2 separate regions of the Homo sapiens genome follow, and region 1 is linked to region 2. A link is a loop called in an ENCODE intact Hi-C map of the cell type or tissue named here. Cell type or tissue: gastrocnemius medialis. All regions are shown on one strand. Each heading gives the region's core, and the rest is flanking DNA. Links, peaks and the distances in the headings are about the cores only. Region 1 holds the start of LOC105375070 (a long non-coding RNA gene). Region 2 has its middle 49 kb from the start of LINC03040.

Region 1 (8,326 bases), core at 286-8,285, 150 kb after region 2:
CCCTAAGCGGACACAACACTGATATGTTCAAGGAAGGAGAGATTATTGTGTGCAGAGGGTGAGAGGGGCCTGCAAGGAGGCTGAAGAGATGGTCAGGAGGCAGACAAGGCCGGGCCTTGTGGACAGGCGATGAAGGCAGGCTTTATTTTGTGTGCAGGGAGGGTTTAAGCACAGAGGTAGCATGATCCTTCCTGTGGCATTAAAGTGGTTTCTGGCTGCTGGGAGGAAAAAGAATTGGAGAAGCTGGAGAGGAATGGAGAAGCCATGGAGCTGAAGCCAGATGGTAGAAAGAGGGGAACAAGGACAGAAGTATTTTTGAAGCAGAGCAGGCCCCGGGATTGCTGATGGCTTTGATCACCCGAAGGGATGGTCAGATTATGAATGCGTCTTTGGGCTTGAGCAGCTGTGGGGATGGAGGTGCCGTTCACAGGTATAAGAAAGTAACAGGCTTATGAGGAGAACGAACTCTTGCAATTTGTATATCAGGGAAAAAAGCTCGATATCCTTTGCTCACAAAACCTGTTCTGTCTGAATGTACTATAAAGACCATGTGTCCATATGACAACAAAAGATACAGCCATTTAAAGAACTCAAAGGTGTCTGTGACAGAGGATGGGGGAGCTAGGCTCTGAAAATAGCCAACGTGGCCAAAAGTGTATCAATCACAAGTAAAATTTCAAAACTGCTTTCCTTCTGGGCTTTCCACACCGTGCGGCTGACAGCCAGGGCTCTCCCTCCAGCCAAAGGCGGGGCCGTGTGGTCAGGGACCGAGGCTGGCAGGGGCACCTCACGCCCTGTGTTTGAGCTTCTTTCACTCGTGCTCCCTCTCATCTGATTTTCATGTTGTGCGAACCATGGTCACTAGATTTGGGCATGGTTCTTTCTGTAAGTCAAGAGATTTTTTTTTTCTTTTATAATCATCTTCTTTGAGAATGAAGGCGTTTCTTTTTATTGGGAAAAAAGTACCAGCTGGAATTATACACTGAATCACATTCCCGGCGCCACGTTCTGAGGGGAACTTGGGCATTAGATCCTGCCACGGCACTCCCGCTGGGCGCCCTCAATCAGAGGACAACACTGACCATCTGCCCTGTGCCTGTCAATGCAAACCCCAGAGGAAGACACAGAAAATTCCTTCCTCTAGGGATTTTGGTTGGGAAAATCCAGGCTTTTCCTCCAACTCTGTATCCTGTGTAGTCCTACTGGACCCCAAACCCAAGGCTTCTGACCTTGACGAGCCCCAGTCTCAGTCCTAGCCTCAGTCAGCCCTGCCTCTCTCCTGGGCCTTCCCTGACCTCTGCCACATCCCCTTCTTTCTTTCCTTCATCCTTCTTTACCTCTGACTGGAGATGTCCTGAACTTTTTTGCTCCGGTGCTGGTCTAGCCCTAGGCCACCTCCTCCAGGAAGCCCCTAGTGGTCAAGCCTGATGCCATCATCAACCTGGCAGCAGTTTCCAGTGCTCTCTCCTTCTATATACTGGTGTGTGATGGTCCTGGATTGTGTGCGTGTGTACATGTGTAACAGATCTGAAGGAGCATCTCTTCTGTTCAGATAGGAGGATCTTAGGGGCCTCATAATGACCAGCGGACACCTTTCCATTCTCTTCCTCGAGAATCCTCTCATTACGGGCCTGTTGCCAGTGACTGGCCTGTCTTCCCACTCTCCCTGGCCTCTGTTTCAGGTCCCTTCCATCCAGCCAACACATATTTACTGAGTACCTATTCTGTGCCAGACACGTGCTGAGAGCACAAGTATGAACAAGATAGGCAGTTCCCAGCTCTCATGGAACTGCTATTCTGAGTGAGGCATCCTCAGGGAGGTCGATGGGTGCGTGGGGAGCGTGTACACAGAGGGAGAGAGAGAGATCATCACCCACAGTGACAGGTGCCATTTGCTCCACAAGTTGAGTATCTATTGTGTGTCAGGTCCTATTCCAGGGACTTAGGACACATCAGTGAATAAAACAAAGACACCAACTCTTGTAAAACTTAAATTCAAGGTGAGGGGAGACAGAAAGTACACAATGCACTTAATAAATACATGCATTTTATAATGTGAAAACATTAAAGAGTGGTAAGTGTTTAGAAAAAAAGATAAAAGAGTATAGGGTAAGAGGGCTGGAGAGTGTAGGAAGAATATTGCCATTTTAAATAGGATGCCCAGGGCAGGCCTCATTGAGAAGGCGATGTTTGAGCAAAGACTTGAAGAAGGCAAGGGAGTGAGTCCTGCAGATATCTGGAGAAAGAACATTCCAGGCAGAGGGGGAAAGCTGTGCAAAGGCCCTGGGTCAGGAGTATGCCAGATGTGTTTGAAGAACACACTTGCTGTTCTTGGAAAGGAATCATGTAGGACCTTGAAGGCCATCGTAAGGACTTTGGTCTTTAGTCTGAGGAAGACCAGGAGCCACTGCGGGGATTTGAGCCAAAAAGTGACATGAGCTGACTCAGCCCTTCCTCATTAAATGCAGCAATTGATAGAAAGTGACTGAGGTGGGGAGGAGGCTGCTACTTTAGGTAATGAGGTCAGGGCAGTCTTTCTGAGGAGGAGCACCTAAGCTGGGAGCTTAGAGGCAGAGAATGACCCCACCCACTCTTCTTTCCCCTCCTCTTCCTCAAACTGTCAACCAGGGAAAAGCCTTCTGATGTCTACCACACCTCACGCATCTCCTTTCCCTCATCCTTTCATCCTCTCTCCCTTCCTCTCTCACCATCTCCATTTTCTCCCTCCCCTCTTCTTTAGTCTTCTGCCGCACCCCTCAGAGATGAGGCCTCTGCCTTCCTGGGGTTCTTAGAAAACAGTTGTGAAAAGCAGAAGGAAATGCTGCAGTAGGCCCTTGGCAGGAAGGAGGGCAGCAGATTACAGTGTCTGGTCCCAGAGGCTCACCCTGTAATCATCACTGTGTTTCAGGTGACCGGGGACCCTGAGGCATGCCCCTACCAGGCCAGGACTTTCTATCCTCAGCCAACCCTCCCCAGTCCCCCACCTCAAACATAGGCAAGAGAGAGGAGGCAGCTTCAAGGCCTCGCCGTCAGCCCAGCCTTCAAGGCCTGATGAGGAGCCAGCTAGAGGGGACCCCTGAGCCTTCAAGCACAACCCCCACGGGGTACAGAGGATGGAACTGAGGCCCCAAGAGGAAACAATGTAACTCCAGGTCTCAGGGTGAGATTTGAACCCAAGGCACTGTCTGCACCCCAGACTACCTCATCTTCTGGCCTAGGCCTTGGGGTCAAGTGGCAGGTCAAGGATTTGGCTCCCTTGCCTCAGACAAAGAAGAGGGGCTGTCTGTGGTCAGACACTGCATTACCAAGGCAGGGCAGGGGTGCTTTGCTGCTAGATGCTGGCATCCAAAGGGCCAGGGAGAACTCATCCCCAGTGGAGAGTGACCCTAACCGCACATCTTCAGGAGAATGGGGATGGCTCAGGACAGCCCTGCCCCACTGAAGTAACAGCTCAACCAGCCAGTGGAGCAAAGCTCCAAGGGACAGGTAAGCCCACAGGCCGTCTTTTCAGCCCCATCCCAGGGGCCCAGGCTCTGAGTCTGTGAATAGAATCCCTCCTATCCTCTAGGAAGAGAGATTTCAGTGTCAGCCTCCTGGGTCACCTGTCTATCCGGTCCAGAAATAGACCTGGCCCTCCTTGGCTGTCACGTGCCATGCGTGGCTGTGGCCTCCAGCACCTGAGTCATCTGTGACTCATCGCCCTCTGCCCTTGGTCTCAAGAGGGCTGGGCCAGGACTCATAAGACCAGTCTGATGTCCCTGCTACAGGCCTGTCCCTCCCTGCTCCACCCCACACTGTGACATAGGAAAATAGCCAGACGCCTTGCAGCAGACACCCATATGAACTCCCATCTGCTCACAGGGGACCCAGACGCCTAACCCCACTCACCCCTGCACACACACACACACGCACACACACACACACTCCTTCACAGCGCCTCTCTGCTCACATGTGTGCTGGGTGGCCCCACATCTCCCAGAGTCTCTCCATAAGCCCAAAGCACTGCTCTGAGATTTAGGCCCTGCTATTAACTCCCTGGGTGACCTCACACAAGATTCCTCCCCTTCTCTTTTGGGGCCTCAGTTCCCTCCTCTGATCTGGGACTCACACGTCTCCAAGATCCTTTCTAGACCTTAATTTAAGGTGGGGCATGGTGATTACAGACTACGGTGAATGATTGAAGGGAAAGAACTAGGAGGGTGATGGTGGGCACAGTGGAGGGGAAGGAGGACACCTGCCCGGGACCCTTCAGATCACACCACACCTCTGGCTACAGTAAAGAATGACAAAGAATGGCAATGCCCTGAAAGACTCTTCCTCAAACAGCCAACTCTGGGCCTCCAGTGCCCCACAAAACCCACTACCTCAGAAGAAGGACCAAGGGGTTGAACTCCTAAAGGGACCTCCCTAAAGACACTGCTGTGTCTCCCCTCAGACTGGGCTCCCTAAAGACACTGCTGTGTCTCCCCTCAAACTGGGGCTCCCTGAGTCAGGGCTGTGCCTCCCCTCAGACTGGGGCTCCCTGAGGATGGGGCTGCATCTCCCTCAGAATGGGGCTTCCTGAGGACAGGGCTGCGTCTCCCTCAGACTGGGGCTTCCTGAGGACGGGGCTGCATCTCCCTCAGACTGCGGTTCCCTGAGGACGGGACTGCGTCTCCCCTCAGACTGGGGCTCCCTGAGGATGGGGCTGCACCTCGCTCAGACTGGGGCTCCCGTAGGACGGGGCTGCGTCTCCCCTCAGACTGGGGCTCCCTGAGGATGGGGCTAAACCTCGCTCAGACTGGGGCTCCCGTAGGACGGGGCTGTGTCTCCCTCAGAGTGGGGCTCCCTGAGGATGGGGCTGTTCTCTTCCTGACTCTCCCACAGGTCAAGAGCTTTCAGTCCCACCTTTTTTCCCAAATCTTCCTCTCTTGACTGAGTATGACCCAACTCTAGGCCAGTTCTTCTCAGCCTGGTTTCTTCTCTGTGAATTGGACCCAGGATGACAGCACCCACAGAGAGGGGCCCATGTACTGATGAAACCATCTAAATAGCCATCACCACCAGGTGTCTCCCATATTCCACCTGTTTTATCCTCAAATTCTCCTGGTTAATGTGGTTCACACCTAGATATGGTTCCTTAGAGGAAAGACAGGGCAGTGTGATCCAGAAATCAGAGATTTGGCAGGAGCCACAAAGCTGAGGGTCATCAGCCACTCACACTCTATTTGTCGTTTTTCACCCACCTGGACCCCAGAACACCTCCCCCGCCCCAGGAAGGGGTTAAGGAGTATCCCTCCCAGGGTACGGGGCATTGGGAAAGCTAGGAGGGAGCCATGTTCCTCCACTTGGCCCAAGCTTCAGTTTCCCAATCCAGTATTATTACCGTGAGGCAGAACCAGGCCGGAGGCAGCTGGGCAGACTGGACACCACCAGGCTGTGGATCCCAGAATCTTCTTCTCTTATTGGAGTGGCCCAGGGAACCAGACTAGCTCCTGAGAGCTCTCAGCTGGGAGGGCCCTGGGCTCTGGGTAGAGAGGGGCATGAGCTCAGCAGAGGCAGGGCAGGAAGACTACTCAAGAGAGCAAGGAAGAACCCCAGACAGGAGGTTGTAAGTGGGCCTGTCATCTCCGTGACGTGGAGAAGTAGCAGAGACCACGTCCGGGTCTCCAGTTGCCACCGTCACCCTTCTGTCACAGCTTCCAGTACTGACTTCCTTACTTTTTTGTTTTACCACAACCCCCCTGAAAAATATATCCTACCTCATGACCCAGAACGCATGTACACACACACACACACACACACTCCACACAAGTTTCAAGAAACAATACTTACCCTTACTCTATGCAAGACTAAATATTTTCTGCCCTATTCTCTTCCTATTTAAGAAAAAGAATCATGCTGGTTGCATGCTGTTAAATCGACTTCATGACCCACATAGATCACAATGTGCATTTTGGAAACCCTACCCCAAGGTCAGCAAGCTAGATATAGTGCCATTGTACAGGTAGGGACACTGAGGCCCAGAGAACAACCAAGAGCTGCCTGAGGTCACAGGGCTGGTTGGTGACAGAGCCCCAGCCAGAGCTCTGGGGTCTTGGCTCCCAGAGAATTGTTTCCACTGGAAGTTTCCAGAGCCTGAGGGACTCGGAGATAGCTGCCTGCAGAATGAGGACTGGGGAAGAGAATTCCCACCGGCAGGTCATCAGGGAGGAGGAGACGGATGTTTACTGAGGCTCTCTCAGAGCTTCTGCAGGTAGCAGCAGTGAAGGCTATGCTAAGCCTGTGGAAAAGGTCAGCCTTGAGGGTCAGCGCCAGGTCCTCCAGAGCACGATGAAAAGGAGAAAGGGGAGTGGCCTGGCTACAAGGTCACATGGACTCAATCCAAAGGAGGCTCCCAGTCTGATGGGGGAGACACTGCCTGTGCCCTCAGAGAGCTCCTAATTTGTTTCAGATCTCTGCTGCAGGCAGAAAGTGAGGACAAATCCAGAACGAGGGCCCACACACAATGTCTACACTGGATACCTCAGCAGCAAAGCAGTGAGAAGGCTGGGGAGGAGGAAGGGGAGCAGCAAAGCAACTGAGAACTCGCAAGAGGGAGGTCCAGCCACTCCATCCAGGCAGGGTTGCCAGACAAAGTACGGGATGCCCAGTTAAATTTGAATTTCACACAAACAATGAAAATTTAATGGGGCACCTCGTGTTTTTATTTGCTGCATCTGACAACTTACTTCTAGGATCTTCCCTCCTCAGACCCAGAAGGCCAGCTGACCAGAGAGGCCTGAGGCCCATGCAGGACTAACAGACAGCAGGAGAAACTGAGGAAGAGCTTCATGTCCAGGTACCTGGTATTGACCCAGGGTGAGGGTGAGACAGAGATGAGGGGCTCTGGGACCCCCCATCCCCTAGAAGGTAGTCCTCAGATCATGGATACCTCCTTCCCACCTTCAGAGAGGGAGAGAGGATGGTCTGGGATGCAAGAGATAGCCTTTGGAGTGGACATGTAATGGTGGGCGAGGGAAGAAATGGCTTCCTTTGCCCCCTCCCAGCAGCCACCCATTCAAGATAAGCAAGACTCCAGGGACACTTCCTGTGAAGCAAACGCCAACGGCCGGCACACCACTGGCATCTGGGGGCCGGGGTGGGAGAGAGGCAGTTTCTCCGAAGTCATGGGGCCTGGAGGAGGGTTTTACCAGCATCGAGCTGAGCCCTTCCCCTCACCCCCATGTCTCTTCTGCCCCCTTTCCCCACTGCGTGCCCTCCACCCACCACCAGCACCACCATTTGGGTTTTTACTATGGCTGCCAGAGACTTAGGCAGTGTCAAGGGTGTGGCTGGGGTCACCACAGTCACAAGGAAAGGGGATGAGCCCCGCTGGCCTCAACAAGAAGGCATTCCCTGGGCTCCCATAATCTTTGCCAGCAAAATGTACCCTTCCCCAGTCCCCAGAATGGGGGGTAAGCACTAGGACTTGGGGAGTGGGGCACAGAGCAATGCTGGGGATGCAGCCAGGAGCCGAGCCTGGGGCCACATCCTGGGAAGGGATTAATTGTAGGCCTGAGACTCTGTGCCCAGGGCTTAGGGCCCTGTGCCCTGCCTGCACCTCATTACGAGAAGGAAAGGAAAAGTTGTTTCCATTTTTCCTTGTGGGTTTCTGCACTGGCTGTTGCCACACCAAGAGAATGAACCATCCCCAAAAAGGCTCGGCATTTTAGATGGTTCATCTAAAGGGATCCGTAGATCCCTTTCTCCCCAAGGGAGAAGGCCCAAGGTCATACCCTCACCATCAGGGAGCACACGGGCTAATCAGAGAGAATTTGTCCCTGCTCTTGGGGACCCTGACAGGGTGAGGTGACTAATGTTCATTTATTCATTCATTCTACAAGTACCATATTTATTGAGCCCCTTAAGAGGGGACTGGGGGTGGGTTTTACCAGCATCCAGCTGAACTCTTCCCCTCACTCCAGGTCTCTTCTTCCCTCCTTCCCTTTTAAGTGGCAATCACTGTGTGTTCATTGTCTAATATAATCCACATCAACACCTGGGAGGTAGGTGTTGCCATGTCCATTTTACAGAGCAAGACAATGAGCCCCAGAGAGATCCAGCAACTTGCCCAAGGTCACAGAGCTAGAAAACTCTACTGATGTCAAAAGTAGAGCTCAGCTCTGTCCGATTTCAAATCCTCTCTTCCTACATCCTTGTGCCAAATCACGACGACAATAGCTAACCTTTATCGGGCCCTTATTGCATGCCAGTCATCCTCCTATAACCATCTGCATTTCCCTGAGCACCAGCACTCTCAGCTCTAGTATGGGGACACTACTGCCAATGTCTGGTGTGGGGAGGA
Region 2 (8,326 bases), core at 35-8,034:
AGGGGGTTCACAGGTCTCCCCTGAATTTAACTCTCTGTATGCTCAGCCAGGGATGAGTAGATAGCCAAGCTCTTTCAGTCTCCCCCAGTGTGCATACAACCTTCCACATCGTCAGGGGTAGGTGGGAGCTCATCAAGGCTCACTATGGCTTTCGTGCTCCTGGATGTCCCTGTTAGATGTCTTGCTGTTTTGATGATTTTTCTTGCCACAACTAGTATTACACTTCAGCCTACCTGCAATGTTGGCCTTAACATACATAATTTTTAAATAAAGAAATATACCTATACTGAGATGCACAATGATATATTCACTGACAAAAGTGCACAAGGGAACAAATTTGGCAACTGTGGTCTAGTTTTTGGTGTCTCTGACTGGTCTTCCCCAGGCTGGAAGCTATAATAGAATGCTGAGCTCTGGACCTGGCACTCCTTGGGTGGGGTCTAGGGGGGCACTTAGACAGGCTTTTGCAGAAGCCATCTCGGGGACAAATGGTGGTCATCCAAGGTAGTTGAACTTGCTTCCCTGGGACAGCCAGCACTGCTCATCTGGGCAGGGACTCTGCCCCTAGGGATGCAGGCCTGGCAGTTCCATCAGCAGGCTCGGGGTGGGAAGCCAGTTGCCCTCTACACTGGCTTCAAGTCACTAGAAGCCTGCCAGACACTCAGAAGGAAGGTCTCGCAGAGCCAAGAGAATGATCAGTTTCCTCAGGGCAGGGCTGCCGGGGAGGGTCACCCAGTAAGAAGCTGGCTCCTGATCCAGAAGCCCAGGCTGCAGAGGGCTGGGGCCTGTGTTCTCCTCCACCCCCTGAGCACTCACTTAGAAGACAAGGAGTCAGAGAGCAGCCCCATCCCCTTGGGCACTGCCCCTCTCCTTGGAGCGGGCACATAGAGAGGCCTGTGCCCGTGAGCTGAAGGTCAGTGTGCTCGGCAGGCACTGTGGGGTGGGGGAGGGTGGAGGGCAGAGGGGAGAGCTGGGCTGACAGTCACGTACGCTGATGTCACTGGTCACTCCGCCTCCCTGAGGTATCGCTTTCCTCATGGCCAAGCCTGCAGCTGAGTTCAGGGGGGCAGTCACGTCCCATCCCTGGCACAGCTCTTTAGGCCACTCACTGCACTGCCTCCAGGGCTGCTGAGGTCAGGGTGGCACTTACCAGCACTACCCAGTGTCAGCTCTGCTCTGACAGCAGGGTGGAGGAGCCTAGGGAGTGGGGAGAGTGGCGGGGACAGGTGTCTGGGGGCTGGGAGTGGCCAGGCTGCTGAGAAAGTGCCCCAGGATGCCTTGGGGGCTGGCCCAGCCTGGGGGGCTAAGCTGGGCTTCTATCACAGGTGAGCAGAGGGACAAACCAGGAGCTCCCAGTCTGAAGGAGAAAGACAGAACCCTTGCCCTCAGGGAGTTTCCAGTCTGATGGGAGAGTCAGCCCCTGCTTATAGGGAGCTCCCTGCCCCATGAGGAGACCCAGCCCCTGTCTGCAGATGCAGCCGTTGTGTCTGGGCTGAGTGTGGTAGTGGCGGTGGTCAAAGCTCCTTCCTATTCTCTTCCCCATGTAAGGTTCCCAGGTCACCCAGATTAGGTCCTCTGGAAGATCCTGTCCCTTGACACGTTGAGGACCTGGCAGGTGCCCTGCATGTGACTGCCCCGCATGCAATGTGGGGGGGCTGCCAGAGCCCAAGTGCAGACAGACGGAGGCGTCCCTGTGTCTGAGCTCGTCCTTGGGGCTGGGTCCAGCAGAGGGAGCTGCCAGCCAGCAGGAGCTGAGTCAAGCTGTCCCTGACCCCTGAGATGGCCTTGAGAAACTCCCACCGCTCACCCAGGGTAGGGGATTCACCCCATGATGGGAGCTAAAGGGCCTAGATTTTTCCCATGGTTGGAACTGAAGTGCCTAACAGCATATATGGGAGCCCAGGCTGCTTCAGCCCACCCCATCAACCCGTGCTGTCCCCATGGAGACCGCTCTGCAGAATCACAAGTTCTTAATTCTTCCAACTGAGCCTATGGAGTCCTTCTCACCATCCCCGGGGTAGACAGTAATGCAAGGAATCAGACCTAGGTGTGAGTTCTCCTCCCTCCCTTACTAGCTCTGTGACTCTAGGCAAGTTAAGTAACCTCTCTGGGTCTTGGTTTCTTCCTCTGCTGCTTCATGGGCTGCTGTAAAGGGGAAGTGCATGAAATTTGCCAGGCACATAGTAGGTGCCCAGTTAAGGTAACTTCCCTTTCCTAACAGACACATCAAGCTGCATCCAGAATGAGGTGGCACTAAGGGAACAAGGGGCATGACCCTTGGCTCTTCCCTCGGCACCCTGCCTTGCAGCCCTTCCACTCATGTGCCCATGGCTGTAGGTCAGGTCACCCCCCAGCAAGACTTACTGGCCACTTGCCACCCCCATGGAGACCATGCTGCAGTCTCCTTGGGGTTTGTAGATTCTGAATATTGCCTCCCTTTCCTATTCAGCATATTTACTGAAAACTTTCTATGTGCCAGACCCTGTTCTAGGCACTAGAACGGCAGTGAGCAAAATTGACAAAAGTCCCTGACTTCATGGAGCTGGCATTCAAGTGCAGGGTGACAAACATTAAACACAATTTTAGAGGGTGGTAGGTGCACTGGAGAAAGATAAAGGGAAAGGGGACAGGAGTGAAGGGTGTAGGGTGTGATGCAATTTTAAATGGGGAGGTCAAGGAAGGCCACCCTGAGAGGATAACATTTGAGTAAAGACTTGAAACTGGGAGCCATGTGCATGACTGGAGGAGAACATGCCCTGTAGGGGGAGCAGCACATGCAAAGGCCCCGGGGTGGAAACAGAGCTGTTTATTGGAGGAATAGCAAGGAGACCAGTGTGGAATGAATGAGGGAGAGTAGTGGGAGGTGAGATCAGAGAAGTAGGAGGGACTAGATTTTGTAGGGGCTGGTGGTAGGCCATTGTCAGAACTTTGGCAATGTCCACAAATGTGGACACAGAGAAGGAACAGGAAACTTCCATTTTCCTGATGGATAATGGGACAGTATGGAAATGCCACCTGTTTAATAAAGATGAGCCCAGAACTCCCAAAATTGGCACTGGAAGTACCTTCCTGACTAAGAGCGGCAGCTTGGTGCCTGGATCTGCCCCATGGGGGTCTCTCGCCAGATTCTGATGCCATCTCACAGTGGTCTTGTGGGGAGAGGTATGAGCCTGTTCAAGGGAGTGTCCACCACAGCCTGAGGGCAGGCGTGTGTCTTGTTGATCCTACATCTTACAGGCACTGAAAGAAGGAAGGAGTGAATGAATGAATGATGGACACAGGTGCTGTCCTTTAATTCTTTTTAGCACCAGGGACCAGGCTGGAGTATTTAAAAAGCCAAAGGCAGTAAACTCAGAGAGATAAGGCCTTTGAGGTGGTGTGGCTGACAATGCATTGCCTAAGCCTGCTCTTTTTCCACTTGGAGGCCCCCTACAGGGTGCCTCTGCTGGCTTCTGGGTGGCATCTCTGTGGCCAAAGCCCCATGACACTCACTCCTGCAACACAGACTCATCTCAGACACCCAGCACCTTCAGAGGCTGAGCTGGGAGTCAGGATTCCCACCTCCTGAAATCCAGCATCTTGTCTGAGGCCTTCTCTTTCTTCCCTGAGCCCCACCAGAAGGAGCCGCCTCTTTGTGGGGAGTTCCCCCATACCCCCACCCCACACACAAAGTCCGGCCTCATGGCCCTCACCCAAATGACCCTAATCTCAGTTGGCATCAGACAAGAGCTGCCTCAGGCAGGGGTGGGGAGTGGCCTAGAGTAGAGGAATATTACTAATGACACCACCACAGTAGCGGCAACTCACACTCACAAACACTGCCCTTGTGTCAGACTGTCCTAACCACGCCATCCGCATGATCTCATTTAGCCCTGAGAGGCCTCCATGAGCTGCCTGAGGGAATGGGGGCCCCAAGAGATCAAGGGACTTGTCTCTGAGGGGCACTTCCAGGTGCTCTACCCTGGGTGGGGGTGAAAGCTCTGGCAGGGCCCTGGCCCAGAACTGATTCTTCCAGCTGCTGCTAGGCCGCCCTGCAGCAGCCAGGCAGAGGGGTTCATCCCAGGGCACCCCTATCTCCTGTGCGACCCAAGCTAAGTATGTCAAACTCCAGCCCCATCCTTCAGAGCAGGACCCTGAGCAGCCCCCTCCTGTCTCTGGCTGCACTGCAAGGACAGCAGAGTTGGCTGCCAGGGCTCGGGCCGCCCCCAGGGTGTGCTGCTGCTCCTCTGGACTGCCAAGGCTGCCTGCCTGCTCACCCTTCACCTCTGGGCCAGCTGGGCCCGCCAGGGAGAGGTGCTGTAAGCAGGGACAAGCCCAACTTCCCTCTCAGGCTGAGAATGTGTCTCCTGCCTGCAGAGAACAGATGTGGGGACCCACATGTACAGAGGAAGACTTGGAGACTTCCAGAGCCCATGCCTCCTGCCCTGGGAGAGGTTGCTGGAGAGCTGGGCCCTGCTTGCTATGAACCCTGACCATTCCAGGCTTTACTTGCCCTTCCCAGGCTAGCACAGCTGCTGCCCTGCCTGCCCAGCTCATGGCAGGTAAGACCACATGTTGCAGGAAAACTGCAAACTGCAAACAGGGGCTTCTCCCAATTCACCCCCTGCATTCTCCTCTCCCTCTGCATCTGCATGCCCATGCCACCCCTTCCCTTCAAGGGCCTGTCCTGGAACCCAACAGCTGGATGATGCCCACTTCCTTCTGAACGTGGAATGCCGGGAACCATACCTCTCACATGGCCACAGCTCGCCTTCCTCTTGATTTCTAGTCATTCATGCACAGGTTGGACTGCTAAACATGGAGACAAGCCTGGGGGGACAAGACTGATGAGATATGAGTCCACTCAGCAACAGGGCTTGATATAGAGCCCTGTTCTTCCTACTGCCTCTTCTTTCTAGAAAACAGTGAGATAGAAGTAGGTGAGGAGTAAGGGAGTGAGACCGGGGCTGAGGGCTTGGGGAACAATAGAAAGAACCTGGGCTGGGAGAACACAGACCTGGGGTTGTGCCCTGGCTCTCCCTAACTGCTCCTACCCCCATGCCCCTCCCGTTTAAACATTTGAGAAAAGAAGTGATGCCTCTAGGGTCTCAGGCTTAGTCTACCCATCAGACAAAGGCTCCACTCATCTCAGAACCCAGAGCTGGCAGGATGGGAGCCAGAGACCTGATGGAGGTCATGAAACTGGCAGAGAGAAAACTCGCAGAAGTGGCCCACCCTGTGGCCTGGGCGCGTGCAGCTGCCTGATTCACAGCCCCTCCTGGCAAAGCCTTCATGAAGCCTTCGTGCGTCTTCTCCAGAGCTGGGTTGGAGGCTGCTTTGCGATCCCAGAACCTAATGGAGGGTCTGGCCTAGAACATGCCCATAATACTTGATTGTTGAACAAACGAGGCGGAGTTGAATGGGGTCCTTGCCCACACCCACATCAGCTGGCACTGACAGTAGCCTTATCATTGAGAAGGCTCAGCAGTGAGCACAAGGAGGTGGGCCTGAGGATGATGGGCGTCCTGGACTCCAGGAAAGCGGTTTGCTGGTAAGCAGTTCCATGGAAAAGAAAGGATCCCATGGCTTTACACTTTGGAAGGCTTGGAGAACCCGGAGAGACACCAGGTTTTGCAGTGGAGCCCTTCCTCGCCCATCTTGGCCAAATAGAAGGAGGTGGGTGCAGGGTGCTAAAAAGCCCTCCATTTTGAAAGTCCATGTTCAAAATCTGGCAAAATGGACTTAGGCCAAATACCAGTGCATGGCTCACCCTGGAGGAAGGAGCTGAGATCTCAGGGATGAAGACCTCAAATTGCATTCTTTCTTTTAGCTCTGTTGGAGCAAAAAATAGCCCCAACTTCTCCCCCACAGGGGGGACAAGCCAACAGCAGAGAAGAGTGAATCCGATGGGTGAGTCCCAGAAAAGACAAGAGATGTTAGGATTGAGCAAGCCCCCTTCATGGGGCCAAGTCTGGGGCTAGAGGGACTTTCATTTCCAGTGCTGAAAGACCTCCTGCTCATAAGCACAGAAACCTCAGCTACAGACGGAAGGCAGAAAGCCAAAGCTGGGCTGAGCATGTTCTAATGTATAAAAGTGTGAAGACTCTATTTAGGAAATGACAGACTTCTGAGCTTGAAGTCAATTCCCAGTGAATACTTGAGAGTTGATTATTATGTGAATTCATAGATAAAGAAGACAGATGGACAGACAGATAAATAGTAGAACCCTTCTGCTTACATGTAATTTCATATATTCTTAAAACATGGAGAGATGGGTTTTGTTACCATAGTTGGCAAGTGAGGAACCTGAGGCATTTGGAGGTTAAGTAATTTGCCCCAAACCACATCGCTAGAACTGGGCAGGACAGGCCCCCAGCTCTGTTGACCACAAATTCCAGGGATTTCCTCTCCAGACCCTCCAGCTGGTTCTACTGGAAGCAAACAATGCCGTGCTAACCAGCCTCAGCTCTTTCTCACTGGGATGCTGGACTGCTGGAGGTGAGAATGCTGAGTTTTGGCCAAGAGGGTAATATAGGCCTGTTAGGATATGCTAGTGAGGCCAGCTCCCATGCTAACAGCAGGGACTCAACCATGGTGACAAATGATGAATGGACACCTGGAATTCTCTAGGGCTTGTTTCACGGCCCTTGTCCTTGGCCCCATCCCCCTCAACATTTTTATCAATTGCTTGAATGGAGACCTGAGAAGCTCCCCTCCCTCTGTTTGCAGATGACCCACAGCTGAGAGGAGCAGGCTTGGCAGCACAATGAGGATTCAAAATTAGCCTGACAGTGCCTGGAACAATGGGTAAAACCAACAAGAGAGATCAACAGTAGGCATAAGTGACAAGTCCAGCTCTAGGGAGAGAAAAAAATCAAGTCAAAAGGCACATGGGGATTGATCCTACAGAAATGCTGACTTATGTGCAAAAGGAGTCCTGGCAACATGGCCTTAAATGCTGCAAAGGCCTAGAAACAACCAAAATGTCCACCAGTAGGGGATTGGTTGAATACTTTAGGTAGATCCACACAATGGAAGGCTATGGGCCTGATACAGAGAATGAGCCAAGGAATTATGTACGGATAAGGAAAATTCCCCAAGATACCTGGTTAAGTGAAAAAGCAAGGTGCCCGACAGTGCACACTGATAGTGTAGACTATGCAGCTCTTTGTATGATTAGGAATGTGTGTCTCCGTTTGTATATGTACAGATCATCTGCAGACAGATACACAAGAAAAGTGTATCTGAAAAGTGGCTGGCTGGGGTCTTGCTTTGTACTGTATGTATATCTTTTGTGTATTTTTTTGTGCCATATATATATTTGTGTGTGTGTGTGTGTGTGTGTGTGTGTAAATGGATAAAGCAGCCCTTGTATCAATTCTAGTGAAAAAGACCTGTAAGTCTGGCCCACCATAAACTCACTGAGCGCTAATTAAAAACAAAAACAAACAAACAAACAAAAAACACCAAACTGACTGTAATGTGAGGTTATACCCACAGGAACACAGGGCCCTGACAGGAGGTATATGTTCTGCTATGCTCTGAGCTGGTCAGGCTGTACTCGGAGTGTGGGGTCTCTCTGAGGAGCCATGTTTGAGGAGAAACATTGGCAGTTAGAACAGACCTAGGGGAACAGCTTGGCTGGGGTGGGAGCAGGGTAGAGGAGAGAACCTTGGTGGGCTTGGAGATGCTGGAGGAATGGAGAGCTATCGAGTTTGGACAAGATGCCTGTGCCTGTGGGATGGGAGAGGAATATGCTGACTCTCTCTGGTTTACTAAAGGACTGGCATGCAGAAGCAGGAGGAACCTGATTATTTTATTTGTTCTGAAGAACAGAACTTGGATCAATGGTTTGGAAGGTACAGAGAGGTAAATCTTGGCCTTAGGAAGTCCTATCAAGAATTGGAACAGCCCACTAGTACAGGAATGGGCTCCCATCACCAGGTGTTTTCAGGTAGCCACTGTGATCATCTATCTAGGATGTTGGAGTGAGCATTGACAATCACCAGGGCCCATATTCTTGGGCTCACTACAGGCTTATTGAAACTGAATCCCTGTAGTTAAAGTCTAGAAATCTGCTTTACTTATTTATTTTTACCTCAGATATAGATAATTGATTCAATTATACTCATTGATTCCCAGCATCCTAACAGTAGTCTATTCAAAGCCCCCTTGAAATGTTACTTTTCATTGTATTTTTTCTCCTTCACCTACATTTCCACTCTCATTCTTCCCGCCTTCCGACCAGACCTAGACCTTCATTCTATGTGTTTGATATAGGTCTTTAAATATGCATCTTCTTTGTATGCCGGGTGGTGGTGTTTTCTGCATGTTTTATAATTTATAT

What was found. Peaks named below come from ENCODE experiments on the same cell type or tissue, not always from the same donor. Only the 100,000 strongest peaks of a DNase experiment are listed, where the experiment ranks them.
Region 1: it touches region 2 in a loop (3-fold over the local background); 2 of 110 quality-filtered maps call a loop at or near these places.

Annotation. Positions count from the first base shown.
Region 1 is chr6:43,794,390-43,802,715 of GRCh38, reverse strand. It overlaps LOC105375070 (a long non-coding RNA gene), which reads right to left and starts at 5,557. Exons shown (of 3, transcript XR_007059588.1): 1 at 5,366-5,557. RefSeq lists enhancers at 2,703-2,752, 2,870-3,454, 3,513-3,652. In gastrocnemius medialis, for the core only: no CTCF peak of the experiment used is centred there; DNase peaks (open chromatin) are centred at 2,448, 3,715, 4,675, 5,363 and 2 weaker places; H3K27ac peaks cover 5,392 bases.
Region 2 is chr6:43,947,331-43,955,656 of GRCh38, reverse strand. No RefSeq gene overlaps it. Among named protein-coding and RNA genes, the nearest start is that of LINC03040, 49 kb to the left of the region's middle. RefSeq lists an enhancer at 4,010-4,995. In gastrocnemius medialis, for the core only: CTCF peaks have their summits at 1,713 (motif pointing right) and 4,208; DNase peaks (open chromatin) are centred at 706, 1,046, 1,666, 4,256 and 2 weaker places; H3K4me3 peaks cover 538 bases; H3K27ac peaks cover 4,092 bases.